2 separate regions of the Homo sapiens genome follow, and region 2 is linked to region 1. The links are chromatin loops, found by intact Hi-C in ENCODE. Cell type or tissue: PC-3. All regions are shown on one strand. Each heading gives the region's core, and the rest is flanking DNA. Links, peaks and the distances in the headings are about the cores only. Region 1 overlaps EYS (eyes shut homolog). Region 2 overlaps EYS (eyes shut homolog).

The links. Peaks named below come from ENCODE experiments on the same cell type or tissue, not always from the same donor. Only the 100,000 strongest peaks of a DNase experiment are listed, where the experiment ranks them.
Region 2: it touches region 1 in a loop (2.0-fold over the local background); 2 of 110 quality-filtered maps call a loop at or near these places.

What each region holds. Positions count from the first base shown.
Region 1 is chr6:64,081,950-64,090,295 of GRCh38, forward strand. It overlaps EYS (eyes shut homolog), which reads right to left. Exons shown (of 43, transcript NM_001142800.2): 32 at 1-53. Among named protein-coding and RNA genes, the nearest start is that of SCAT8, 280 kb to the left of the region's middle. In PC-3, for the core only: no CTCF peak of the experiment used is centred there; no DNase peak of the experiment used is centred there; H3K27ac peaks cover 1,361 bases.
Region 2 is chr6:64,287,588-64,295,938 of GRCh38, forward strand. The region is part of intron 30 of EYS (eyes shut homolog); the gene reads right to left. Among named protein-coding and RNA genes, the nearest start is that of SCAT8, 480 kb to the left of the region's middle. In PC-3, for the core only: no CTCF peak of the experiment used is centred there; DNase peaks (open chromatin) are centred at 3,444 and 6,634; H3K4me3 peaks cover 2,121 bases; H3K27ac peaks cover 5,400 bases.

The DNA.
Region 1 (8,346 bases), core at 1-8,000:
GGGCAGTTCTAAATAGGAATTCCCATTGAAAGATGGAAAGAATAAACCTGCATCTAAAAAAGAAAATGGTATTAATATGTTCTGATAGCATTATATTGCTACTCAAGTAGATAAAAACTTAGCATTTATAGTTAGCATTCATTTGAAAAGGTAACACTAGTATTTAAAATGTTAGGTCCAATTTTAAGAACTTTAGATATAAAGTGTAATAAATTTATATTTATTGCCTCAAATAATTCACTACCAGTACAGAGGAAAAGACTGAATAAGAGTTATAATTTGATGTTTATGGATGGGTTTTAAGACATAACAAACACTCTAAAATTGTCTGAAAAAAATTTGTGTACTTGCATTGTGAAATCAGTGTTTCACCAGATTCTTTTGCGATATTTTGTGATGTGAAGGTTGTATTGTTTGTTAATTTTTAATTTTTGTGTTTACATTGTAGGTATATATATTTATGGGTTTCATGAGATATTTTGATACAGGAATACAATGTATCATAATCACATCAGGGTCAATGGAGTATCCATCACCTTAAGCATTTATCCTTTGGGTTACAAACATCAAGATATACACTTAAAATTGATAAATTTTATTTGATGTAATTATATGTCAATAAAGTGAAAAAAATTCTGTGACACACAAAGGTTAGAGAACTGTCACACAGAGGAATTTTATTAATGTTCATTAATATTTAGTGCTTTTCAATAATACTTAGTTATTTTATAAGTAGTATTACTATAATATGCAAGGTTATTAGTTTTAGACTTATAGAATTATTTGTATTTTAAATAATCTCACAAAATCTTGGTGCACATAAAATTTAAAACATTTCATTGTTATAGATCTATATTCATATCTATTAAAATATAATTGGTACATAGAACAAGTGTAACACATGGTATGTTGAAAATGCAACTTCTTTAACATTTGGTAATAAAAAAAAGAAAATGCAACTTCTTTTTTTTTTTTTTGAGATAGTGTCTCATTTTATCAGCACAACTGAAGTGCAATGGAGCAATCTCGGCTCACTTCAGCCTCAAACTCTCAGGCTCAGGTCATCCATCTGCCTCAGCCTCTGAAGTAATTGGGACTACAGGTGTGTGCCAACACGCCTGGCTAACTTTTGTATTTTTAGTAGAGACAGGGTTTCACCATGTTGCCCAGGATTGTCTCAAACTCCTGAGCTCAAGCAATCTGCCCACCTTGGCCTCCCAAAGTGCTGGAATTACAGATGTGAGCCACCATGCCCAGCCAACTTTCTTTTTTGTCTTTCTCACAATGGGGGGAATTTTCTCTGCCACTGGACGGAAATTTAGTATTTCCGATTATTTTTACCATCTCTCTAAGTCATACAGTGAGTGAGAAACTAATATCCAGTCTAAGAAATTTAGTAACAGTTAAATCTTCCATCAGAGATATGATTTCTCCTATCCTCCTTCACCAGCCTATCTCTGTAGGGTGGCCTGACACCTGCTGTCTTCCTTGAGGGGCAGAAGTAACCTGGTTTCTGTTCTTCTTTTTATCACCTCTCCTAAGGTTAGCTGCTGTTTCTGACCCTTCCAGCTTTGAATGGGGAGAAAGTAAGGTGGGGTGGAAAGGAAAGACTACACAGTAAAGAAGAGCTGTTAGAAATGGCAATTGTACTGTTGTAACCAGGCATCTTGCTCTTTAGGAAGGGAACATGTTTAAAACTGGTTGTTTCTTTCATGGTAGGGATGCCAGATAAAATACAGGATGCTCAGTTAAATTCAAATTTCAGATAAATAACAAATAAGTTTTTTGTTGTTATTTGTTTGTTTTTTGAGACAGTCTTGCTTCGTTGCCCAGGCTGGAGTGCAATGGTGCAATCTTGGCTCACTGCAACCTCCACCTCCCGGCTTCAAGCGATTCTCCTGCCTCAGCCTCCTGAGTAGCTGGGATTACAGTCATGTGCCACCATGCCTGGCTAACTTTTGTATTTTTAGTAGAGACGGGGTTTCACTATGTTGGCCAGGCTGCTCTCTAACTCCTGACCTCAGGTGATCCACCTGCCTCAGTCTCCCAAAGTGCTGGGATTACAGGCGTGAGCCACTGTGCCCAGCCTAAATAAGTTTTTAGTATAAGTATGTCTCAAACATCACATGAAATATACTAAAAATAGTGCTGTTTATTTGAAATTTAAATTTAAGAATCCTGTAATTTTAGTTGCTAGATCTGGCAACACTATGACTCATGAGCATTTATTCAATCTTTGGAAACCTTTGTCAACTGCCACGCCTAGGATTTGCAGCCATACCCTGCCTTCTTTCTTGTCACTTCTATCTTGGTCTTGCTCTGATTTTTCAAACTCTTGTTGTTGACAGTGATTTGCCTGTGTCAGTGCAAACATTGCACAGATTAAGTTAAGTAGGCAAGGATGACTTTTCCCAAGGCTATTGCAATAAGGGAGAGGTCAGAACTCAGTCTGAGCTCAACTGCTTTGTAATAAAGTAAAGGGTGGGAGAGTTTTTAAGAGCTGGAGTGAGAGAGAACACAGGCTGTCTGTGTTTGCTAATTGGCTTTATTCAAAGGATAAGTAAACTTTCTCTTATCTTTGTATTAGGACATAGTTTTACAACTAGGAATCAAGGCACCCATTGAAGTTAGTCTTATACCCTCCCCTAGAGGTGGACAGATGGGCTGCTGTCTTCTTTTATGATTACATTTTGGGGGAGCAGTGGTTCCAAGAACCTTAAGAAAGATTCCTGGCTGGTAAAACTGACAAGATCTTTAAAAGATTTATGTTTCAAAGGCAACAGAGAAATAATGTAATACGGAAAGTTTTCTAAAGTAAATGCTCCAAGGACCTAGTCAGGAAGAAACCTTTCTAAAGTTTAGTTAAGCTAAGAAGAGTGTTAAGGCCATCTTAGTCACTTAACAAGCAGCATTTGGGAAGAACATAAAATGACTTCAGGCCAGTTGCTTTTCCTGAGGGGTACATATCTAGTCCGTGGTAAAGACTCTTAAATTCCTGGTCATCTCCTGCCCTACTGTATGTGGGGTATAGTTAATTTCCAACCAAACTCTGTCTCTGTTTTTCTTCTGTTGTTTTTTTTGAGACAGAGTCTTGTTCTTTTGCACAGGCTGCAACTGTGGTGCAGTCTCTGCTCACTGTAACCCCCGCCTCCCGAGTAGCTGGGATTACAGGTGCATGCCACCATGTCTGGCTAATTTTTGCATTTTTAGTAGTGATGGGTTTTCGCTATGTTGGCCAGGCTGGTTGGGCTCCTGACCCCAAGTGATCCACCTGCCTAGGCCTCCCAAAGTGCTGGGATTATAGGCGTGAGTCACCCTGCCCAGCCCTCTGTCTCTTTCTCTCTCCCCCTCCTTCTCCTTCCAGACGCGCGCGCGTGCGCACGTGCGCGCGCACACACACACACACACACACACACAGTGCTGCTTTAGCTCAGCTATGAATGTATGACTATAGGTCAACAGTCCATGGTGCTACTTTCTAAGTGATCCAGCTGTAGCTATCTCCAAACACATTGTCAGGTACGGTGGGTGGAAGAGGGTGGGGAGTGAAGTCCACAAGATAGCCTTCTTCAAAAACATTTTCTCAAAATTATCTCTTAAAATCTTCTGGTCCAAATACATACCCTTTTTAAATCAAGAATACTTTCTAGTTAAATCTTGCTTTTAGGTATGGCACCTCATTTGTTTACAGTGTTATATCCTGTTGTGCAAAAGAAAGTTTATTTTTAATATCCTGTTTATGCCTATAACTTGTGAAGGTTAGTTGTTAGAATCAGGTATAAACAATACAACTTAACTATTATTAAACTGCTTTACTTAAGTTATATGGTATCACAAAAGTTACCGTTTGTTGGCCTTCTACACACAATCTTTTACTCTTAGAAATTTACCTACCTGGTTCTGCATTTTATTGAATCTGTTTTTTCAAAGGTTATTAAGGCCTTGTTAGCAAGTTCTTCATCGGTGCTTATGAGCACTGATGCCTAGAAATCTCCATAATACTAAGCCGTCATTTTTATTAAAACTTTCTCTTTCCTTGTCTTTCATGACACTGTTCTGTACTTTGGCTGTCTTCTTACCTACCTTTTGCAGACTGTTTCTTCAACCACTTTATAACACACATAGTTTCCAAGGCTCTGTCCTCTGTCTTGAGTCCTCTAATCATTTCTGACTTTTCTACATCTGCTGCTCCTTCAGTTTCTAACTCATAGTACTTAGTGTTCCAAGCTTAGAAACTCAGCATCATTATCTACTCGTCTCTTCCCAAACTAGTTGCTAGATCCTGACACTTGCTTAAATCAAAGCTTTTGTCTTTCCTTCTGCTACCACAACCCTTTAAGTTCTCATTGTTTCAACTGAACTGTTGCAGTGGCTTCTTTCTAACTTGCTTTCCTTCCTACAGTGTCTATTAGTTGTCATTGCTGCCATGTCAATTTTATTCAATCATAATTACCTGAGACCTTTGGTCAAAAACTTCAGTGGCTACAGTATAATTATCAAGTAAGCCAGGCCCTCCATGGTCTTCCTTTTTAGTGCTTCTACACATACATATCTCCTGCTAAGGTTGAACCAACTTTCTTTTGTTTCTCTACTTGTGTTCATACTGTTCTATCTTTGTAGAACGTTCTTCCTCAAATCCTAGGTATAAAATTTCTCCCTTAATTCAAGGCCTACTTGAATATTCTCCCAAATTTGAACTCCTCAAAGCATTGTATCCGCAACTTTTTTAGTCTATGTATTGTTTTTTATCCTACGTTACAATTGTTGGCATAAATATAGAATTGATAATATAGTAAACCTAATAATTTGGATGAAGGCAGTGAAGTGACTTTAATTAGTAGAAATAGAATGTCCTAAGCATATGAATTCTAAGAAGGCACTGGGGAAAATATGAGTTAAGGAGGTGAGTTTCCTTTCCTGTGACCAGAAACGATTATAACATAGTTGGAATGTCACTTATGGAGCAGAAGGTTTGCAGATGCTGAACTGCACATGCATCAACTTTTAATGATAGAAGAAAAGCCATATACCAATCAAGTTAAGATGCAATGTAACTAGCTAGACACTAGGAGAAGTTTGGATATGAATTTGGATACCATTAGTAGAGGAAAATGGTTAAGTTTACAAAGAGATGGACTTGGCTTGTAAATAAATAGGATCCTTAGCATATAACTTGGAAACTATTTGGATGTTGCATATCTGTTGATTCTACCATAGATATGGTTTTAGACAGTTTCTTCGTGTTATTTTTGCCTATCTTACTGGGAGTCACTAATGAATTCAACGCATTCAACAAACATCTATCAAGTGACTACTACATCCCAAATACTCATCAGGGAATACAGTGTTGAGCAAATATATAAAGATTACCCTAATGGAGCTTAGATTTTAGCTTCATAGAAGGAAACCCCAAGTTAGGAGTTGCACATGTTTTTGGGAGGTCCTGGACAAATGTGCCATCATGTTCTCTTGACCATTTTTCTTGACATTTGTTGTCACCAGGAGCATTGAAACTAATGTGAGATGGAAGACTAGATAAAAAGGAAAGTCCATAAGCCTATCTCATCTATCCTCCTACAGTATACATTCTCTGAAGAAAAGATCTGTGTTTGATTCACCTTTGATCCCCCTATGGCATGTCCAACTTTGCACATGTTAGGCAAATGCTATATTCTTTGATAAATACAAATACAACTAAAATGATCATACATGGTAGTTTGAAAACAAAAATCAGAAAAATATTTTATAAATAAAATGGGATGAGAAAAGGTAATGATGAGATTCCAGCATTTTTCTTGTTGTTAGGGCTTTTCACACTATTGATAAGTCCACCAGAAAATGTTTGAGAAAGGATAGTCTTTATATATGGGTTTATATATGAATTAAATTATTTGGTTTTATAATTAGGTTTTACTTATTCTGAGAAGCAATGAACTCACAAAGTACAATAAAAATATAATTCAATTTGCTAAAAAATGACTTCCGTGTTGCTTTGCAGGAGCACATCTATTATATAATTCAGGTGCACCTGCCTACTTTCTGGCTCACACACTCTTTGAACCTGTTTTCAGTGCTGACAGGTTTTATGAAAATTATGACAGGAAACAACAATTATAAGCAATAAACATTTGCTATTGAATTGCTTTCTAACCATATTAATTTTCATTATCACCGTGTTTAGTGGATATGTTGAAAAACAGAACTGCCCTGAATATGGAAAACAAGACTAATTGGGGTTAGGCAGAGTGTTTTCCCGCTGCTTCCAAAAGCCTCTTCAGGCGATGCTATTTGAACACACTCCAAATTTATTTCTCTTCCAATTATAAATGAAAAAAGCAACAAGGTCTTTATACGAAACATGTATTAAACATCTTACATATAGTATACTATATTACTTATAGTATTGAATTACTGGGTACTGACTACAAAATGACATCTAAAATATACTCTGCAATGTTTGAATGTCTTAAAAGATCATATAGACTTATCAAACTAATTATATTAACTTTGATATGATTCACAAAATAAAGTTAATTTTGAGTCATGGGAACATCTAATAAATCAAGATGGAGAATCTTTTAAGTTCCTAAATTATATTAAAAAAAATCTCAAATTGGCAAAGGAAGCTATGAAAGCACAGTATTGAGTTTGAAATAACTTATGCTAAAAGTATGGATTATCATTTTTATTATTTTTTTTAACCAAGCATAGTTCTGTAGTATGAATCAGGGCCACTATCAATAACAACTCATTGAAATTTTATCCAAGAGAGTACAACAGAATATTATAAAGAAAACACAAAAGAGATGAGTATCTTTACCCTGAACACAACGCAACTTAGCAGAATAAAAGTTAGTGATTCTGAATAGAAATGATGCCCCTTTGTCTACAGCACAAATCCCCTTAGCCTTCTATAAAGGCCTTCTATTAGCTAACCTCAGAGTCTGACACACTAATACACATAAAGCTACAAATACAATGGGTCACAAATTATTCATATACAAGTTGATTGTATTTCTTGGTACCAGAAGAAACAGAATATTGTTTGCTATTTCTTTATAATGGAAATAGATTTGATTTACTCAATAGAAATTAAAAATTAATACTACTGATGTTTTTGTTGAGTAGTTTTTCACCTTCCCCAGAAAGGACATCGTACAAACTCTGTGACGAAGTTTATAAAAAAGAAGGTGACTGAAATGATGCAATTATTATTTTAATTTAAAAATATTACATTTTCCACTTATGAGTCTAATTTTATTAAAATCTGTGATTTAAATGAATATCACCAGTTTATAAGTCCATGTATCTCCTTTCCTGAAGAAGCATTCATTAAAAAAATAAGTCTAACCAATAATATTCAAAGGTTTAGAAACTATAATTACCTACATTTATTATAATATTATAAAATTAAATCTCAAGATACATGAAATTTTAAATACTATATATAAATAAGAATCAATTTATAATTTTCAGTGATTACAATTAAAATGATTATAATTATGATTATCAATATCTTAAATATTTACATATAGTACAAACACTAAATATAATACTGTATATCCTATAATATAGTATATATAAATTATACTAAACTTTTTTACCACATTATACATTTTTGCTTATTTTAGAATTTAAAAAATTTAGATTTAGATGACTTGAGTTTCATAGACTAAATTATTACACTTACTTGAATAATTTCTTCACATTAGACATTCACATTTCTATTAATCCATAAACACTGATAAATTTGTTAAGTGCTGATAAAAATTTACTACTCTCTTGTTGCTGTTAGTACAGCTGTTATTTTTGCTACATCTATTTTTCCCCCACAGAAGAGAACTTCTAAAAATCAGCAGAACTAACATTTCTCCTTTTGATTGTACCTACTTCATTCCTTCATTTAAAGCATGAAAAGAACTGCTCTACATCTGACCAAAGCAATGCACAAGGAAACAATGTTTTAGAACACCCTTTCTCATCCTTCACTGTCACTTCCAATCTAGCATTACTTTTTCATCCCTGATTTCTCTGTTAACAGTTGATCATCATGATTTGCTATTTGATCCTGTCAAAAATCTGAGGCCCCAAAGCTCTGACCCCACTTCCTTTCTCTTACTAAATAAAACATCGTTTAGCACACCAACAAGATCTTCAATGCAGGAAAAATAAAACTAGGACAAGAAAGGTATGAAAAACTATCAATATTTCTCATTGTACTTGACATGCCATAATAGCTACCATTCTCTCTCTAGTCTATTCTTAAATCTTTTCTACTTTAGAAATTCTCCCTGAGTGATCTCATTTGTTCCTATAACTTTAGCTACTTTCTAATTTCTGAAAACT
Region 2 (8,351 bases), core at 97-8,096, 210 kb after region 1:
AGAGCAACATGGAAGAACGGGTTCTTCTCAGATGTAATGAGGCGGTATGGCCACCAGCAGTGAGTATAATTCTTCAAAATCCCACCCTCTGTTAGAGTTCATGTTGTGACACCATTTTATTTAAAAGAAGCAATATATCTTCACTGTCCTCCAGATCTTGACAAAATACATCTCATGGTTAACAATAGACCGGAAAGATTATCATATTATCACGGCTTTGCTCGTAGAGAACTTTTGGAGTCTCCATGGCTGATATGAAGTAACCCTATGGAGACAACAACAAAGCCTGAGAAGCTCAGCCTTGAGCCCCAAACACTTAGCAGGAATTCTGATACAAATTTTTGAGTGATTGTATGAATGAGTGAACTAATGTGTTCCTAAGTGAGAGAGATGAATTACAAAACACTACAAGTAAATGAAACCCCTGTGAAGAACATTACTGTCACTGATATATGAAACTCATTTGCAAAAGGGGTTTGGGAACACAGTAAATCACACTTCGAAAAGCCAGTTCTTTCATGCATTTCATGGATTGACAACTGTAAAAAGAAGTAGATGGTGTTGGGTCTTTGTATTTGACCACTGCTCTTTTCACTCTGCACAGTTTCCTTGGGTGTCTTTTTACTCATTTTAATGTTTTTTTCCTGCTACCTTTATATTTAATATTCTCAAACTTCTATTTTTAATGCATATCATATACTGGGTGACAGACTCTTTAATATAAATCAGCCTGCTGGACATATATACCTGGATGCTTATTCCCACAAAAGTTCAAATTCTGCATTTCCAAAGTGGAATGTACCACTCATATATATGAATCAAGTTCCTCTTTGCCTCACCGTTTTCTAGAGACTCAGACCACTCCTTCCAGTCTTCGCTGCTGCTGAGCAAATTCTTTTTCTTTCTTTGCTTTGAGCAACTGTTACAAGAGGAAGTCATTTATACGGCCTTCAACAAGAGAGTTCAGTGAGACTGAATCATTGGTCCAACTTATTACCAGACAGCATCTGGCCTGATAACACATCCTCATATAGCTCTCTGTCCTCTCTACTTTATTTTCCTTTTCTCTCTTGTGCTCCACATGATTGCATTTTTAAATAAAGTAAGTAGTAGCACAGGAAGAATCCAGGCTGAAACATCATAAAAATTTGCTCCTCTTTTGGTGGTATCTGCTGATGTTATCCACTTTTACCCTGAAACTGAAGTAAAAATTCTAGGAGTCATTCATGCCTCCTTTTCTTCCTCAATCTGCTAGAAACATAGTCGCTAAATCTAGCCATATTTCCTTCTAAAGAGCAGATGCATCATTCCTCTCTATTTTTGCCAACACTGACTTGCTTCAGGCACTCATTTTTTTCTTATTCAAAAAACCTCCTATCTGGTTTTCCTAATTCCAGTCTCATTTCTTCATTTTTGGCTCCACATCTACAATAAAGTGATTCGGGTGCTTCATCTAAAATGCATATCTTAACCCTGATTCTCAGCAGCTCCAAGCTCTTTAACCCATCACGCCTTCATTATCTGTTCTGAGCTTATGTTTTCAGGCTTATCAATCATGACTTCCCACCTTAATTTGTGTGTTTCCACAACACCAAACATGGCAATATTAAAAAATCTCTGGCTCCTTATCTAGAGTGCTTTCCTCTTTCCTCTTCTGGTAAACTCCCACTTTAGAACAAAGTTCAGGCATTCCTTCTTTTATAAAGCATGCCCACACATTACCAGGCTGAGAAAGGTGACTGTCTTTTGGGCAACATAAAATCTCTTATATATCCACTAGAAGAGTGACCCTTGCTTTTGCTTCGTTTTGTTGTATCCCATATCCCAGCATACTCAATGGATACGATATTCATTCACCAATTTCCCTCTATGGCAGGAGTTCTCATCCTATGAGAAGGCTCTACCTCTCCCAAATACTTGAACGGTATTTCAGATTCTAACGGAGGAAGACCAGGTATAGTGGTACAGTTTCTGATTCTGTTATGCCTGCTTTGTGCTGGGTTTGGGTATTTTTCCTCTCGTAAACCCACTCCCTGAAAATAACTACACAAATATATGCTTTACGAGGAGCAGAGTGGAACTGTTTTGTCTTTATATCTCAGTACCTAGACGATAATCTGACCATCAGTAGTAGTAAAAGGTCAATATATATTTACTGTGAATAAATGAATGAATGAATGAATGAATACTCCAGGAATAAACCTCAGGCAAACTGAGGTCATTTCTTGCTGGGGCTGAATAGTATGGTACTCTTAGAAATTTGAATTTTGATTTATATAGTGCCTTAGCGCACAGAATTCTTTGAGGTGTAACAAGTACATATACCTGGTAAGTAGGCAGTCAAATTGGCAATGTCTGTAGAAAAGGTGAGAAGGCTGGATAATAATAATCAACAATTATCTGATAGACTTAAAGGCACTATCTACTGTACCAAGCAGTGTCTGTTGTATAGCTGAATGCCTTTGGGAATTAAAGGCCAAGGAGGTTTTCTCTCTGACAGGATGAGCTCAGCATAGATGACTTTGCACTACGCAGCCATATAGCACTAAATGACTTCTGCTCTGTTTATTGGTATCTATCCATCAATCACAGGCATTGTTATGGCAACCAAGGAAGTATTTTTATCATTTGTAACTCCCTCTTTTATTATAATTATCTGTGTATGTGTTCTCCCCCCAATATACTGTGAGTTCCTTAATGACAGGGACTTTATTTATCTTCACAGCATAGCAGGAGTTAAAATATTATAAAGTAGAAGAAAAAACAGGTCAGAATGGAACAGTAGTGAGATGGAAGCTGGAGGAATATGATGGAACCAGATCAGTAAGTGTGTTCAAGGCTAAACAGAAATATCCTGACACCTTAGGTAGGTTAAAATTTTAGCAGCCTACATTAGTTTGTATAATCTTCACTGATGTAACAAATATATCACCAAATTTTAGTAGCCTAACTTAATTATTCATTTTAGCTCGCTTAGCAGTCTAATGCTGGTGGTTATATTCAATGGGACTGAGAGAATAGAGGATCTTAGGAAACCTCCATCCTTTGATGCCATTCTTGGTGGGGGGCTTAGAGTCCTCTTCTTCCAGAACGAAGGTGAGGGGAGAAAGAATAGATGACAAAGTCCAAAGAATCATGTATCATATGTTCGAGTCGTAAGTGGCAATAATTTATTTCTCTTCATACTTCATTGGTGAGAACTAGGTCTATGTTCTACGTTCTTACACAAGATATTGACAAACTTTTTCCATAAAGAGCCAAATGGTAAATATTTTAGGCTTTGTGGGTCATGCATTTCTGTTACAACTACTCAACTGTGGTTGTAACCTGAAAGCAACCACAGATAATATGTAAATGACTCGATATGGCTATGTTCCAGTAGATGCAAGAGGGATAGAGGAGACTGAGCAAAGTATCAATGGCTGGCAACTACTTCTAGGGGAAGTAGTTTATATTACGGAGCGGGTATATAAGCTCTTCTGTTGCAAAGCTAGTAGAAAACTTAACTTTTATTCTGAAGGCCATAATAAGCATTTGAAAGACTGCCATCTGTAAATACCAAAAGCAGATATTGAAAATATAGATGCCTGAGGGGACTAGAGGATATGACTCTTATCAGTGTCACCACAGTTTTAAATATATGCAATAGTTTTAACAGAGCTGTCATTAATCATGAACATTATCATGAATGCTATTATTCCAAAATGAACAATCTTTTTATTGTTTATAGTAATAAAATATGTAACCTCAAATAGTAACATCTGAAAATGATTCATTTCAAATTATATCATATAGGATTATATTTGTATAAGTAAAACAACTATATTCATTTTATTGCAAAACTGAAAATAGTTTCATTTTCCTGAATGTTTCATTTCCCAAGTATTAAAATAGATTTTAAAACATAAATATTGATAGCTTTCAATTGTCAAGTAAAGCAGACAATGCACAAAAATTTGAAAAAGACAGGAATAGAACATTGGAAACTTTTACAGTGCAGGGAAGTGAAACTATATTTCAGTTAAAAACTTATGCAAAATTAAAAAGTCAAATTGGAATAGAAATAAATCCAACATATAACAAAAGTCTATGAATTTTGTATTTGTACTCTGCTCTTAAGTGTCTTTGTCTCTATTTTCTTTTATTTTAGTGTATTATTCTCATTTATTTTTTACTGGAATAAAAATAAAGTAGATACTTTAAAAAATGAAGGTAGGACATTTGGATTTCTTACGAAAAGTGTTATTCTTCTTAGAAGATTATTCTTGTAAATTTATTGGGAATATTGTCAAATATATATGAAGATGGCTGATTATAACAGTTAACAAAATTGAAATAATTCTTGTGTCCAGACATTGTGCTAAGTGCATGGCTTATACACAATATCATTTATTCCTTATATCAGTCGTATTATTACCAATATTATTGTCTCCACTTTATTGGTAAGGAAACTGAAGTACAGAGAGGTTAAGTAATTTTCCTAAGATTATGTCAGTAGTAAGCAACACAGCTGAACTTTGAAACTTGGTGTGTCTGACTTTTAAATCCTCTCCACAGAAATACAACAGCTTAACTCAAACCCACTTCCACAAAACCAGCAGTTAAGCTCTCTAGTTCCCATCTGTGTAACACGGCAGAGGCACTCTTTCTGGAGTTGCAGCATATTAACCATGTGTTGTAATTAAATCTCTGTAACAAGGAGAAACACCTTAAATTACTTTTGGGAATAGCCTTTAGATTGTGAAATACATTTGATAGCAAAAATATTAGTCCTGGGGCATGGTCCAAAAGTTTAAAAAATAATATTATGAAAGTTAATTGTTCTTCATATGATAAAAGAAAATAAATTGAGTTGCTAGAGAGCTAGGGGTTAAGGGTTTCCGGAATAATGAGTTGAGAACAGATTATAGGGAGGGCACAGAAGTTAGAATAAGGTTGGGACTGAATCCAAGAGCAGATCTTTAAGATTTGAGGTAAGAGTAGTCAAGGTATTTCTAAGATCGAGGATAGCTAATATATATTTATATTTACATCTTTGTTTTTTTGTGCTGTTTTCTGAAATATCTGACCTCTTCTTTGTGACCCCTCCCCAACCAAATTTTGTGTTAGTTGCTTTTTGGAAAAATTCAGGAAAAGGGACTACGTTGACTTTTAGGTTGAGGAGAAACAAATGACAAACAACAAGTACAATAACAATAACTAGAAATGATAACATATATGCTATGTATTTGGCCCCATTCTGAGGATTTAAAAAATATACATCAAATCATGCAATACTCTGTGGTCAGTATTATTGTTATCATCACCATTTATAGATGAGGAAACTATGAAGTCACATAGGAAATAAGTAATACAACCACTATTCAATGTATGGTTCCAGTGTCGTTGTTCTTCTTTACAGTTCTATATGATCGTTTCTAAGCTTTAGAATCAGACTGTTAATGATATCAATATGTCACTTTACTTTAAAAATGTAAGCAGAGACTATAACAAAAACTATGCATTTAATCTTAAATTCCCTTGTGAAATGGGAAGGACAGAATTTGCACATGGAATAAAGGCTCGATTCATTTTGGGAAATTATGATTTCACAAAACTGGTCACTTTATTGCTATTATTTAAAGAGTAGCCAAATACATGTATGTGTACAAACATTTAAAATGAATGTTTGCTTAAAAGTAGGGTTTCTAGATAGTTACCACAAATGTATAAAAACATGTTATATGCTTTATAACTTACTCCCTTTTGAAAAGCAAATCATGTCCAATTTAGTGACATTAATGATATTTTGAGATGATATGTGGGGGTGGATAAAAGTGGAAAATGATCTCTGGTGCTTTCTATCTTTGGTTTCTGTATCATTTCCTTCTATTAAAATACTTCTGCCTATTATCACAACACATTCCTTCAGGAATAGTAATTATTTAAAAGAGGATGGCAGGGTAACATAACATTTAGTCCTGAGTCATTATCCTTATATGGAAAAATTTGAGAATGTGTAATAAAGGGTAAGATGGTGTTTGGATATAAGGTAGCTTTAAAGGTGTATGTAAATGCTATGTTTCTTGTAGTTAATTTTTTTTAACAAAGTATTTTTTAAAATTATCCATATTGATGCATAGAGATGTATTTTATTCTTTTCTCTGACTTATAAGTATTACTATTCCATTTTATTTATTACATTTTTAAACGTCCATTTCTCTGCTTTGCAATGTTCCTACTATTTCTAATAAGGCTATTCAGAGAGTCATTAGATTACATGTGAGTGCTTCTGTAGGGAAGAAACTAGAGGTAGAATAACTGATTTAGCTGTTCTTAATATCGTACCTGTCTACTCTGCCTGAATGAGAAATCAATCTTTCATATTTTAGGCATAAGACATAAGCAAATATGTGATAATAAAATTTTTGTGCCTGAGGTATACGCTACCTAATTATTAAGAACACAGGTGAAACAAATGTAGGTGACTATAAAATAGAGATAGAAAATGCTATAAGAGTTAATCCAAAGTTTGTCATATACACAGATATAATTAGTATCAACTTTACTGTTGGAAAAAACCTTGGTAAAATGATTCAAGCAAACATAAAACCAAATAACAATCCCCATCACCAAATAAAAACCAAAATACCAAACTGGTGAATCAGTTTCTCTGTCAATGCTATGTTAAGAACTATTGCTAGATTTTCTTATATCAGCATAAAGCTGACTGCAAAGAAGAGGTGAGGAAATAGATCATGCTATTCTAAAAATTTAAATATTTTGATAAATTTAAAAAATGTGTCACTGAGCATCAGGCAAGAGATTTATAATTTGTGGTGATAGTCACCTTACTTCCTTCATGTGAGTAGGACTTTTAGCTTCTCAATAACAGAACCTCAGTGATATAATTAATATAAAATAGTAAGGTAAGACTACATTCCCTGTAATAAAATCCTGCATCACATGTCGTCTTCCAAGGACCATCTGTCCAGATGAGCCTTGCTGTAATAATCAAGTAAACGGAGCCACCAGACAAATTAGTGGAGAGCTTCAATTCTCATAGTGTCATCTGGGGGTTATTTAAATGTTATTTGACTTTTTCACTGTGGTTATACTTGCACTGATAGTCAAAGATAATAGTGGATAAAACTACTGATGGCTTAGTATGATACAAATAGTGGCACCACCTGTACTAGATAAGAGTATTATCACTTTAATTTAAAAAATTAAGATTATACTTGAAACAGTGGTAACACTAACTTTATTCAAATATAAGTTATGAATTACATGCCTTTTTAATAAAGTGTATGATGAAAAGGGGGGTATGCATAATGTATTTCTGCTGTATGCTGGAGTAAGATGATTGCCTCAAGGAGAAGCATGAGTCATTTTTGATGTGTAAGACCAACTAGCTGCTAATTTTTGTGGAACACAGTTTTACATGAAAGAATAACTAATATTCAGCTATGGTTATGCATTCTTGGGTTATTGGGTAGACATTTTCTCAAAAAGAAAATGGGTCTGGCCGGGCACGGTGGCTCACGCCTGTAACCCCAGCACTTTAGGAGGCCGAAGCGGGGGGATCACGAGGTCAGGAGATCAAGACCATCCTGGCTAACATGGTGAAACCCCGTCTCTACTAAAAATATTTAAAAAATTAGCCGTTTTTTTAGTTAATGGGTGCAGCACACCAACATGCACATGTATACATATGTAACAAACCTGCACATTGTGCACATGTACCCTAAAACGAAGAAGAAGGAAGAAAGGAAGAAAGGAAGAAAGGAAGAAGAAGAAGAAGGAAGAAGAAGAAGAAGAAGGAAGAAGAAGAGGAAGGAGAGGAAAGAAGAAGAAGAAGAAGAAGAGGAAGAAGAGGAAGAAGAAGAAGAAGAAGAAGAAGAAGAAGAAGAAGAAGAAGAAGAAGAAGAAAGAAGAAAGAAGAAAGAAGAAAGAAGAAAGAAGAAGAAAGAAGAAGAAAGAAGAAGAAAGAAGAAGAAAAGAAGAAGAAAATTAGCCGGGTGCAGTGGCGGGCGTCTGTAGTCCCAGCTACTCAGGAGGCTGAGGCAGGAGAATGGCGTGAACCGAGAAGGCGGAGCTTGCAGTGAGCTGAGATCGCGCCGCTGCACTCCAGCCTGGCTGACTGAGCCAGACTCCGTCTCCAAAAAAAAAAAAAGAAAATGGGTCTGCCACTCCAAAGAAAACAGCTAACAGCATTTGTTGCCAATGTTACAATTCGAACTTTCAAGCATATTTCAGAATTTTGGGTAAGTCATCCACCATGGTCAGAATGACAGCTATACAATACTTAAAAACTTTTCTGATGAGACTGGAGGGGATATTAACAAATATTATTTTTAAATATTTTATAA